Linked DNA regions of Homo sapiens: region 1 is linked to region 2. The links are chromatin contacts, found by Hi-C or POLR2A ChIA-PET in ENCODE. All regions are on one chromosome and are shown on one strand. The core of a region is the stretch at or near the end of the contact, and the rest is flanking DNA. Distances in the headings are between cores, read along the strand shown.

What was found. A loop is a pair of places that touch in the nucleus more often than their neighbours do. ChIA-PET counts read pairs that join two places held with the same protein, here RNA polymerase II (POLR2A). Pooled maps may share reads with other maps.
Region 1: a loop to region 2 is called in a pooled map, with 2.6 times the contacts of the local background. The contact joins two enhancer-like sites. A Hi-C loop is called at or near these places in 1 of 168 maps with a recorded cell type or tissue (cardiac septum) and 3 of 50 pooled maps. POLR2A ChIA-PET finds 5 or more read pairs at or near these places in 4 of 52 experiments (AG04449, AG04450, BJ and 1 more).

The regions. Positions count from the first base shown.
Region 1 is chr2:160,385,713-160,391,605 of GRCh38, reverse strand. All of the region lies in intron 1 of RBMS1 (RNA binding motif single stranded interacting protein 1), which reads left to right. Among named protein-coding and RNA genes, the nearest start is that of MIR4785, 19 kb to the left of the region's middle. Within about 2 kb of position 3,570, at least 24 of the 41 ENCODE cell types and tissues checked have a DNase peak (open chromatin) inside an H3K27ac peak, as active enhancers do.
Region 2 is chr2:160,291,779-160,297,399 of GRCh38, reverse strand. The region is part of intron 6 of RBMS1 (RNA binding motif single stranded interacting protein 1); the gene reads left to right. Among named protein-coding and RNA genes, the nearest start is that of LINC02478, 23 kb to the right of the region's middle. Within about 2 kb of position 2,824, at least 17 of the 41 ENCODE cell types and tissues checked have a DNase peak (open chromatin) inside an H3K27ac peak, as active enhancers do.

The sequences.
Region 1 (5,893 bases), core at 2,321-4,820, 93 kb before region 2:
TCATGGAAGCAAAATATTAATGTTTTTCTTTTAAAAATATTTTATGGCAAAATGTGTGTTTTACTAGTCAACAGGACAACCTGGCCCAAGCAGACTACCGAAGCACCTGAGTATTAGTTTGCTAGGGCTGCTATAACAAAGTTCTACAAACTGTGTTTCTTAAACACAGAAACTAATTTTCTCAGTTTTGGAGGCTAGCATTCTGAGTTCAAGGTGTCAGCAGGGCCATGCTCCCTCTGAAGGTGCCAGGGAAGGATCCATTCCAGGCTTCTCTCTTAGCTTCTAGTAGTTGACTTGTGGCAACATAACTCGTCTTCACATGACATTCTGTCTGTGTGCCTGCCTGTCTGTGTGCCTGCCTGTCTGTGTCCAAACTTCTCATTTTAATAAGGCTACCAGTCATACTAGATTAGGGCCTCATTTTAACTTGATTTCCTCTGTAAAAACCCTGTCTCCAAATAAGGTCACATTCCAAGGTACCGGGGGTTAGGACTCCAGTCTGTCTTCTTGGGTGCATACAATTCACCCCATAACAATGTGGTACCAGAGACATTCAATTTAGGCAAAATTCATCAACTGGGCACGTTGTTGGACCTGAAATAAATGCAAAATACTTCATGACTCACTTGTGGTCACATTAGCTTCCATAGCAGAAGTATTATATTGGTGGCTCTGTTGTACATAATGTATATGGAAATGTTATTTTTTTTTTTTGGTGGTTGTTTTTAACTTGCAGTTAGAAGATATTTCTTTACAGAAATATTAATAGCTTAAATATGTTAATGGCTATGGCAATGTCCATAGCCTTCAAGGATCCTGAGTGACTGCCCCTTTCTTCCCATCCTCTGCTTTGTGCAAGTTCATACCTGCCATTCCAGCCAAAAGTTCCTCGTTGCTTTTTTTTTTTTTTTTTTTTTGAGACTGGGTCTCAGCCCAGGCTGGAGTGCAGTGGCATGCACATGGCTCACTGCAGCCTCAACCTCCTGGGCTTAAGCGGTCTTCCCACCTCAGCCTTCTGTGTAGCTGGGGCCACAGGCGTGTGCCACCACACTCGGCTAATTAAAAAAAAATTTTTTTCATAGTGACAAGGTCTTACCATGCTGCCCACACTGATCTCAAACTTCTGGCCTCAAGTGATCCTCCTGCCTTGGCCTTCCGAAGTGTTGAGATTACAGGCATGAGCCATCAGTCTTGAGCCCTTCCTTTCTTTCTGAAGTCTTTCCTTCCTCTCCTCCAAGCTTTTGTTAGGCTATCACAACTGGCCACAGAACTACAGCGTCCTATCTTCAAGTTTGTGTCCCTCTCTTCTTTAAGTTGAAATTCAAGGTCTACCTCTTCCAGGCAGATGATCTCTTTTTTTTCCTAAAGTTCCTGCTCTTTATTACATTAGAACAATTCTGATGTGATGGGTTTCATCCACCACATCTCACTTGGGGTGTGTAAGTGGGTGGAGTGGAAAAGCAATAATGCCTGTTGTCTTGAGAAAGGGATGGGTTGCACCACTACCCATTAAGGTATCAGGTTACCTCTAGGGAATGGGAGTGAGTTCTTGTAATATTCTTGCCCATTTGTAAGATTGTTTTGAAAGCTATTACAGAGCTGCAATTCTGTAAGAATATGAAGTAGCATTAAAACTTAAGTTTCTTGAGTCTTATGTAAGAATTTAAAGATGTACATATGTTTTATTAGAGGGGCCTCTCTTTAGTTTTTCTCAACCTTCAGGTTTTTGGTAAAATTTTCCTCTCCTCCCCTCCCCACCAGAATACAGGGGACACATCTTAGATGGATTGATTGAAAAAAAAAAAAAACTAGTAATTTTCATTATAAAAGGATTCCTCATTATGTGATTGTTGGTTAATTACTGAGGGTTTTTTGCCTTTTTTTTTTTTTTTTTTTTTTTTTTTTTTGAGACAAGAGTCTTGCTCTGTTGCCTAGGCTGGAATGCAGTGGTGCAAACTTGGCTCACTGCAACCTCCACCTCCTGGGTTCAAGCGATTCTCCTGCCTCAGCCTCCTGAGTAGCTGGGACTACAGGTGTGCGCCACCCCGCCTGGCTAATTTTTGTATTTTTAGTAGAGATGGGGTTTTGCCATGTTGGCTAGGCTGGTTTTGAACTCCTGACCTCAGGTGATCCACCTGCCTTGGCCTCCCGAAGTGCTGGCATTACAGGCATGAGCCACCACGCCCATCCTGCTGAGTTGTTTTTTAAGCTTTTGTTTAGGTATGTTTATCATTACCAGCTAGATTGTTTAATATCTTTGAGCACTGGAACCTCTCTTTGTAACAATAGCATTTATGTATTTCATGCATATTTTGCAGGGCACAGCATTTTCTGGTATTTTTCTCAGGCTTTCTTTAAAAATTGTGTTTCCTCATCACATTTAAAACATGGATTTGCTCATATCAAATTTTTCCAGAACACATCCAGGGTGTGAAGTTAGGTATACTTATCGGTCATTATCTCAGCAAGAATTGTCAGTGTGTGACAGTGCTCTGTGTCAGGGATGCGCCTAGAGGTGCTCCACCCTTTCTGATTAAAATGAGGTCGTTGGGTTGACCAGGACAGCTGTTTTCTGAAATTTTTGCCACAAACAATCACGTCAACTAAAGTAAGGATGGAGACAGTTTGTGAGATGAGCACATGTGGAAATTACTCTATGCCTGAATAGGAACAGAAAGATCTGGCCTGTCACTGTGTGGGTGTATGCTGTGGAAGGCCTCCCCCCAGGGGGATTCATCCCAGCAATTTGTTTATCCCAATAAAGTTTGTAGACCTGTTAACCTAGGAACTCCCTACATGTCAATTAGAGGAGCCATGAAAACCTCTCGCATCGCAGGGAGGGTTGGTTAGAAGTGTCAGTTCAGGGAACCGGAAATTGCTTGGCTCAGCTGACACAAAAGAGGATCTGAAGGGTGCGGGCAGAGAGCAGGCAGTTTTAGAACCAGGAGACGCCTTTTCCTGCTGGGGAGTGACAAGTCAAGTGTCATTTGGAAGAGTTGAAAGGTGGACTCTGTGTGGAGCAAGGGACAAGATGGGGCTGCTTTGGGAGTGACACGGACCCAGAGCTAGAGTGCCCAGAAGATTCCGATTAGCTGTGGAATCCCGTGGAGTAGCCCTTCCAGCTTAGCAGGGGCACTGGGTCTCTGAATTTCAAAGACTTGCTGTCTTGGTTTTACCCCTCACCGTACCACCTGCATCAGAAACTCTTGGGGTGCTCATTAAAAATGTAAACCATTGGGTCCCTCTGTCGCCGGCAAAAACAATGTGGGGGGCATTTTAGGCTATCTGGGTTACCTGGAATCTCACTGAAGGCTAAGGACCACTGGGTGAATTATTCCTCAAAGAGCGGTTGCTCTGTGTGTTTGAACCTTTCAGTGATGAGAAATGAACTGTCTTCTAAAGCAGTGATCTTTTAAGTCTGGGGTGATGCAGGCAGGAAATGTAAATGGGTGCCAAATAAGAGAATGACAGTCTTATGAGTAACTGAGTTAAAATTGAGTCCAAAGAAAAATTGGGATACTTTGCTTAGGATTGACGTCAGAAAAGCTAACAGCACATGTTAGTTGGAACCCTGTTTGGCTGTAGTACCGGAGCAGCTGGACTGATGCATGAGAGCCATTCTGAGTTCCTCTAGGACACTGGAAATAGTTTCAGAGGTCAGCCTGTGGACATGCTGAGCCAGCTAAGATGCCAGGGCCAGGCATAAACCTCTGGGTTCAGATGAAGCTCTCTGAAATCTAGGATAAGGAAAAGCTTTTTCTTTTCTTTTTTTTTTTCCTGTCTAATGTCTGCCATATAATTTTTAAAGTAACTGCCTGATGGGGTGGCAGTGTATGCATTTGCACATTATGGGGTGGGAGGATCTGTGTGTTTTGTGGGGGAGGCTGTCACAAAAAGGAGAGATTCCTGAGCATATATTGAGCCCAAATACTGTGAGCAATGAGAATGAGTTTCCATTTTCTTTCTTTTTGTTGACCCTTTTCCTCACCCTCTCTGCTGTACACAGAGTAGGAAAGACTGTCATTTGCAGCACAGACAGAAAATGTTCCAGGGCTTGTGCCATTGCAGAAACCCCTTCCTCCCCTGAAACTGGTCAGCTGTCTAATCAGAGAGGCACCCAGACCACGACGTGGCTCCTCTCCCTGCCTCTGCTTGTTCAGGCACCATCCCTAAAACCTGCCAGTTAATGCTACCTTTAGGAAAAAACATTTAGTGATTAAAAGCTCTTGCTAAAATGTGGAGATTTACCCAATTCTTATTCATCCCTCCTAAGGGAAGACTGCAAAAAAAAAAAATCATTAAAATAAAAAGACTAGATACTGTAATGTAATCTCACTTGCCTCAGTCTTTTCCCATTTACTAGCATCACCGCATCCCCAGCTGCTGCAGCTAATAACATTTTGAAATTTTTAACTTCTATACTGACAACCATATATAGGGCTATTGAACAGCTAGAGGGGAAAGCAGCCAGGAATATCAAGGGGTGGGGACAGTCTTAGAATTTGATAAACAGACAGTGTCCTGTGATCAAATTGGTTGAAAGCAGCAACTTGTACACCATGTAGAAAACATGCTTCCCAGTTCTTCAGCTGACACCTAGCTAGGAGGAGTGGTGATGTACACAAAATAACAGTAGCTTCCAGAAAGCGGCACACTGGAAGGTAAGCCCACGTTTGTAATAGGAATAAATAATCATAAAATCCTGCATTTCTGTGAAAAATACTGAGGGAATTCTAGTATGACTAGGTGTATAAAAAGACCTGAATGGTTGATGTCTTAGTTCAGGCCGCTCTAACAAAGTAGACTAGGTGGCTTATCAACAACAGAAATCTATTTGTCACAGTTCTGGAGGCTGGAAGTCTGAGATCAGGGTGCCAACATGATCGGGTTCTGGTGAGGGCTCTCTTCTGGGTGGTAGACTGCTGACTGCTGTATTTTCATGTGGCAGAGAGAGCCATAGGGTTCTCTGGGGTATGTTTTTATAAGGGCAGTAATCCTATTCATGAGGGCTCCATCTTTATGACCTAAATCACCTTCCAAAGGCCACATCTTTTTTTTTTTTTTTGAGATGGAGTCTCACTCTGTCTCCCAGGCTGGAGTGCAATAGCACGATCTCAGCTCTCAGCACTGCAACCTCCGCCTCCTGGGTTCAAGTGATTCTCCTGCCTCAACCTCCTGAATAGCTGGGATTACAGGCACGCGCCACCATGCCTGGCTAAGTTTTGTATTTTTAGTAAAGACGGTGTTTCACTGTGTTGGTCAGGCTGGTCTCGAACTCTTGACCTCGTGATCCACCTGCCTCAGCCTCCCAAAGTGTTGGGATTACAGGCGTGAGCCACTGTGCCTGGCCAAGGCCCCACCTTCTATACTATTACATTAGGGGTTAGGATTTCAACAAATGAACTTTAGGAGGACATAAACATTCAATTCAAAGTATTTGGTTTGACTATAAATGAGTATTAGCCAACAAATTAATTTAGCTGCTTACGCCCTTAGCATAGTTTTACCTATATTAATAAAATTATGATATTTTGATTAAGAAATGAAATCATCATACTACCTAGACAAATAAATTCTAGTTCAGAAGTTCTTTCAGTTTGGCTTTTTGAAGTCAGAACACATGTTTTTGTGTGTAGAAACATTATACCATGTTTGGAAGCCAGGTTCCTAGGTTTCCCAGGTTACCACAGAAACCCAGCCTTTCAGTGGACGTTTCGAACCAATATAGCCAGCATCCATTCTGAGTCTCTTGTGAGCGCAGGTTTGTCATGTGGTACATAGATAGAGGAAGAGTATCTTCCTTGCATCTAATAATCTTACCAAAAAATGTAGATGGGATGATCTTTTGCATTCTCTTCTCTCTGTGAAGCTTGAGAATAATAAAAGGGAGGCA
Region 2 (5,621 bases), core at 1,575-4,074:
CTTAACAAGCTACCATGTGGGGGGAAATTGAAATGTCTTCTGATCTGATTTGCAGCCAGCCACTAGCATGCCACCTGCCAGAAAGGAGAAAGTTTCAAAATTTAGAAACCACATCACCTTGCTTTGAGGGGGAGGTAATGAAATTGTTAAAATGGGGAAAAAGAAAAAAAGCCACATACACCCTCCTCCATCTTTCTCCCCTGTAATTTTAGTCATCTTATGTTTAGCTGGCATAATGCATCTGTAATTCTACTTCCCAATCTGTATCCCAGATCAGCAAGTCTTCTTTGAGCCTTAGGTCCATGTCAGCTAAAAGTCCTACTTTCCAGCTTCTGCCCAAGCATGCCCAAGGGTTAAAGTTGAGGTTTCACTTAGTGTTGGGTACAGGTCTGGAGAGGGAGCCTTTAACTGCTACCCTGGCCACCTGTTTGTTGGAGTGTCAAGTGGGTTCACCATATCAAGAAGATTTATCCCAAATACTCAGGCTGGGAGAGCAGACACTGGTGCTCATATCTGAATGGGGGAGGAGTCTCTAAAGTGAGCAACTGCCACAGAATCCACAAGAATTAGAACAGAGTGCCCCATTTGCCAAAACACAGATTTTTGCCACTTTTTCTATGCAAAAATATGTACACACTGAAGTTAATAGATTCAGTGAATTGAACCTTATTAAATAACATAAAAAAACAGGTCAGGCCCAATCTTGAAAGCAAGCACAGAGGCAATATAGAATATTTATCCCAGTTTTTCACATGAGACACAGCCAAGAAACATTGAGGTGTTTTGAAGTTAGATTCATTCCAGCCAGAAGTCATGGAAGAGAGCAGTTTCTCCAAGGCTGTGCACGTATAACTAGTGTTTAGTATTTATTCCGCCGTAGCTCCACTGTTTTATCTTTAGCTAGATGACTGATGTTTACCATTAGAAATTCACTTTAATTTTCTGTATTCAGTTGCTTTTCATTTCATAGAGAAACTAATTTGTATGTGCAGTTCCACAGGCTACACCTGATCTTGTAATACTAAAACCTGAGAGCACACTGCATCTGTGACTGTATCTGAAGTTGAACTGCTTACATACACAAATTTGGAGCATAAAATATAAAACCTGGAAGTAATTATTTCAAGAAACTCAATCTAGTGGAAGAGATTCCTTTTTTTGTTTTTTAAGTTAGTATTGTTTTCCCATCAACATCAGTAGAGTTGAAAAAAAATGGAAAGAGAAAATAATGTTTTTAACTTCTGCCCAAGTAAAGACAAAGGAGAAATTTTGTACGTGGGAGTCTTCTGTAAACCCTACCCTGTCAGCCTCCGGCATTGAGCACCTGTGCCCAGCTGGCGTTTTCTTGCTCCTACGGTGTCAGCCTTTGCACGAGCAGGGCCCCACACATTAGTCCCTTTGAAGGGACTATTCCACCTACTTGTGACCACCTATTCATCCACCTACTTGTGACCTCTTTGCTTTTTTAACTCATTCTTGTGTGCAACAAGGAAAGTTTGAGAAGGAAAAACATCTAGGACACTTTTGTTTTGATGGTGTATCAGTCTAAGATAAGATCTTCCCTGTTGAAGGAATGGTTTGCTAAATTAATAACAACAAAAGCTCTTCAGTTCCTTGAATACAGTAGATCTCAGGGTGTCACAGATCAAGGTTAGACAGTCTCTTTTTTTCTCTAAAGAACTTCGTGGTTTTGTCATTGGTGTTTTCTTTGAAGGGGGTTTGCAGACTATTGGTCACATCCATTCAAGGGAAATAAAAGCCCTAGATTTCCAAACCACATGTAAATGATCGTAGGATCCTCTTCACCTTCACAGCTAGTAAAGAGTAATTTCTTCCAAGCTGTGCCAAGTTACAAATGGAGCACAAGAAACAGATTAGTTCCTTTTACATTGAGAGCGTTACTGCAGGGGTACAGTTTTTCAGTCAAGCTGTTCACTTTGTTCTGAATTAGCACTTAATTTTGTGCCATTTTGAATGTGTAATGATCTTTTGAGTGTGTAAGTCTTGGTTGACAATTAGATTGCATGTTCTTTGGGGGCAGGAGCTATGTTTTCTTTTTAATTTTGTGCTAGACTCAGGGAACTTGTGCATCACCCTACCACCAGAAGTTACCAACAGGTTTCTAAGAGCATTTTTCATGCAGAGCTCTTCCCAAGAATTATTGCTAATTTGAGGGCCTTTTTGGATACCACCTTTTTGCACAGGAGGTTAAATTGCCTTTAGGCATGAATGTTAAATGTATAATGCCAGACTTGGAAGCACACTGGCACAGTGAATTCAGCTTTTTCCAAAACAAGTCCCCAGTAGACTTGAAAACCCACAAAGAATGTGAAAGAGTTTTCAACTTCTCTAGACTTCTTTTTTCTTTTTTTTTTTTTTCTTGTATACATGGTGACTTCAGAATTCTTTTGAGTACCAGTTTGTGTATTAGATACTGTTCTTTCTTTATATCCCCTGAATGGTTACTCCATAGCATCAGTTTCTCTGTGGAGGGCATATGATTATTATCAGAAGAACCAGATAAAAAACAAAAATATTGTCAGGCAGGGGTCAGTTGAATGAGCCTCCACTTGAATGTTTGCATAATGTAGTCTCATTGATAGGTAGACATAACATTTCATAAATACAGTCAGAAGACGGTTTATTTAATGATGCAAGTTGTTTAGCTGGCGTAAGCAGAATTATCTGGGATGATTCCTGTCAGAATACTTGGATTCTTGCATGGCTGGCAGTTTGCCCATGACATTGGAGCCAAGTACAGAAAAGAAACCCACGTTAGACACAATTCCCGAAAGATACTTTCTCAAAATGAACAAACTGAACAATGAACTCATCCTAGCTGTGACACTCTTAAGGAAGTCTCTAGATGACTAAGCAGGAGGAAGTCAGCTATGCACATGAGCTGTCACTTCTACACTGCCTGCCCTCCTGCCACCATATTCTTTCCATACCCGAGTGGCATGGCTGGGTCCCTCATGCCAGCCATGTTCCACTCTGGCCTGGGGCATGGCACATAATAAAGCACATGGTTACAGTTTTGTAAAAATCTAATGTACCACATCACAATTTCTAGTGCCGTCTGCTTTCTGAAATGCTCTTTTAAAATCTTGTGCTTTTGTGTCTGATGTCACTATATTTTAAAAGAGGCTTTATCTTTTCTTATAGCAGATGTTTCTTTAAATGTATATTATAGTTTGTTGGGGGAAAAAATAATTGCTTATGTGGCCTTTCCTTCTGTCTTTCCCCACCCAGTCCTGCATTTTTTCCTGAAATATTGGAGGTGGCTTGTTTGTATTAAGTCAGATTTACATGGAATGTCCCCAACCAGGGTAAAAGAACCCATGGCTTCTTCATGACACAGCTAGGTGAATTCCATCGAGTTTTTCCACAACCACTTAATACTTGCTTGATAAAAATTCCATTATGCAGAAATAGTATGGTGGCAGTTTTCTACACAATGAATGTTAGAAACAGAGATGGGAAGTTTTAGTTATCTAGAACCAGTGTCCAAATTAGGAGACATGCCTCAGGCAAAAACACTGAAACACATGATCATGATTCAGTGATTTGTCTAAAAATGCTCTTCTAGGACCTTCCTGGAAGAGAGTACAGTCTTTGAGAAGACTAATGCGTATGGCATGTGAGCTGGAACTATCCTAGAGCTGAGAACAGCTCTGGCGCCCTGACTCCCTGCACAAACACCTCTCCCCCTCGCCACCACCACCACCTCTCAAAGACAAAGGCTAACTGTGTGTTCAGTGCTGCAGGAGACAGTATGATTTCCCATCTCGCTTTCTGAACCTCTCCATGACATTAATGGAGTGTGAATAAGTCCCTGTGTGCTAAGGGCAGGGAATGCCTGTTAGATTCTCAGTGTTGCACTGTTATCATTCTGCCACATCGCTCACAGCTTCATCTTGTCACAGAGGAGCCTCAATGAAGTGCATATGTGTCTGCTGGCAGACTCCCTTCAAAGGCTTCAGCTTGTTTTACATCTGCTTTCTGTGTTACTCTGACTTTTCCAATTGGTTATGTGTCCAGTGGGGCTTGAAAACCGCTCTTGCCCACATTTCATAACTCTGTGTGTATAGTGATATTATGAGGGCATTGTCCTATGCCAGGTAGCAGAAAAGATAATGTTTAGAGGGAAAATTATGAATCTAGTAAAAGGCCTGGAGATTTTTCAAAGGTTTTTATTGCCCATTTTGTTCCCTTAATATTTCTCTTAAGCATTGTTACCCTGTAAAAACAGAAAATTTTGGTAGCTCTAGGACAAAAGAAATACTTGAAGACATGTGGAATGTCCCTGGTACCTTCAGGATGTGCAGTCATATCTCCCTCACCCGGTACATAAAACAGAACTGGATCTGAACTCACACAGCATCATGAGCTGTACCTTTCAAGGGCTATACTCTTAAGAAGAATTGTTGTCGTGACAGCAAAAGCGCTGGAACAGGCCTAGGTGGCCAGTGGGGCAAGGGCGGTCTTGCAGATCCAGAATTCAAATTCATTCCTACTGAGGAGGAGAAGACTAGTTTTTAAAAAGTGACAGGGGCCCACAACCTGAGATGTGCCAGTGTTCTAGTCCCCACACCAGGCTTATGGTGAGGCTGCCTTACAACAATTATCACCATCGATCACACCCAGCCTACAGCCAGCCTCACAAATCAACATTTTACACCCTTTCACGATCAGGTTCTGCCAGTGAGGAGTAAATAGTGGAGTAAGATTTTATTAAAGCACAAGGCTCTTGGGTAGAAGTTGTAGGTGTTATTGTGTAACAGTTTTCTAAAAGACATTGACCAGTAACTTTATCCTTAACTATAACTTCAACATTTCTTCATTCTGTAAGAAGCCAAGGCAGCAACTCTAGCCAGCTCCTTAAATCTCTCAGATTCAAATCCCATGGATAACAGGCCAGTCCCCAAGTGTTTAGACCTTCTGAACCAGAAGTGTCCCTCTCCTGAGAATTTTTCTTCATTTGAAAACAAGAGGAGGAGCCATAATTCAAAAGTTTGAGCTCCCCCTGTTGCCACAGTAGTTAAGAACACTAGCTCTTCTAAGCACTTATTATGTTAACTATAACAATCTTTTGAAGTAGGCACTATTATCATCCCCATTTCAGAGATTATGAGACCAGAGACATTGAATAACTTTCCCGGAGTCACTAGCTAGTAAATACAAAAGCAGAATTTTAAACCCTTGGAGACTAATTATGAGCCAGTTAGAATACTGGTTAGAATACCACCATACAGTACACCCACCACTATAGCAGTTGGCACTGGAATTAAAAAAGATTAAGATCCACACACAGATGTTCCTGCGGTGTTAGTTACAATAATAAACTATGCAAATAAAATACTATGTCACCATTAAACAAGGTAGAGAAGGACCCACAACATAAATGGTAGAAGAAAAGGACCTATCATTGCAAATGTGAAAAATAAATGGCTCTACATAGACTTAGAAAAGTAGTAAATATAGAAAATTAAAAGATGTTTGTTGGAGTCATGGGAGGTATGGAGTTTTTGTTTTGTATTTAACATGACTTTAATATTGTCAAATCATTGTTTTACTGATAAACAACTCTTAGTTGATGGGTTGGGAAGTGAGGTGAAGGA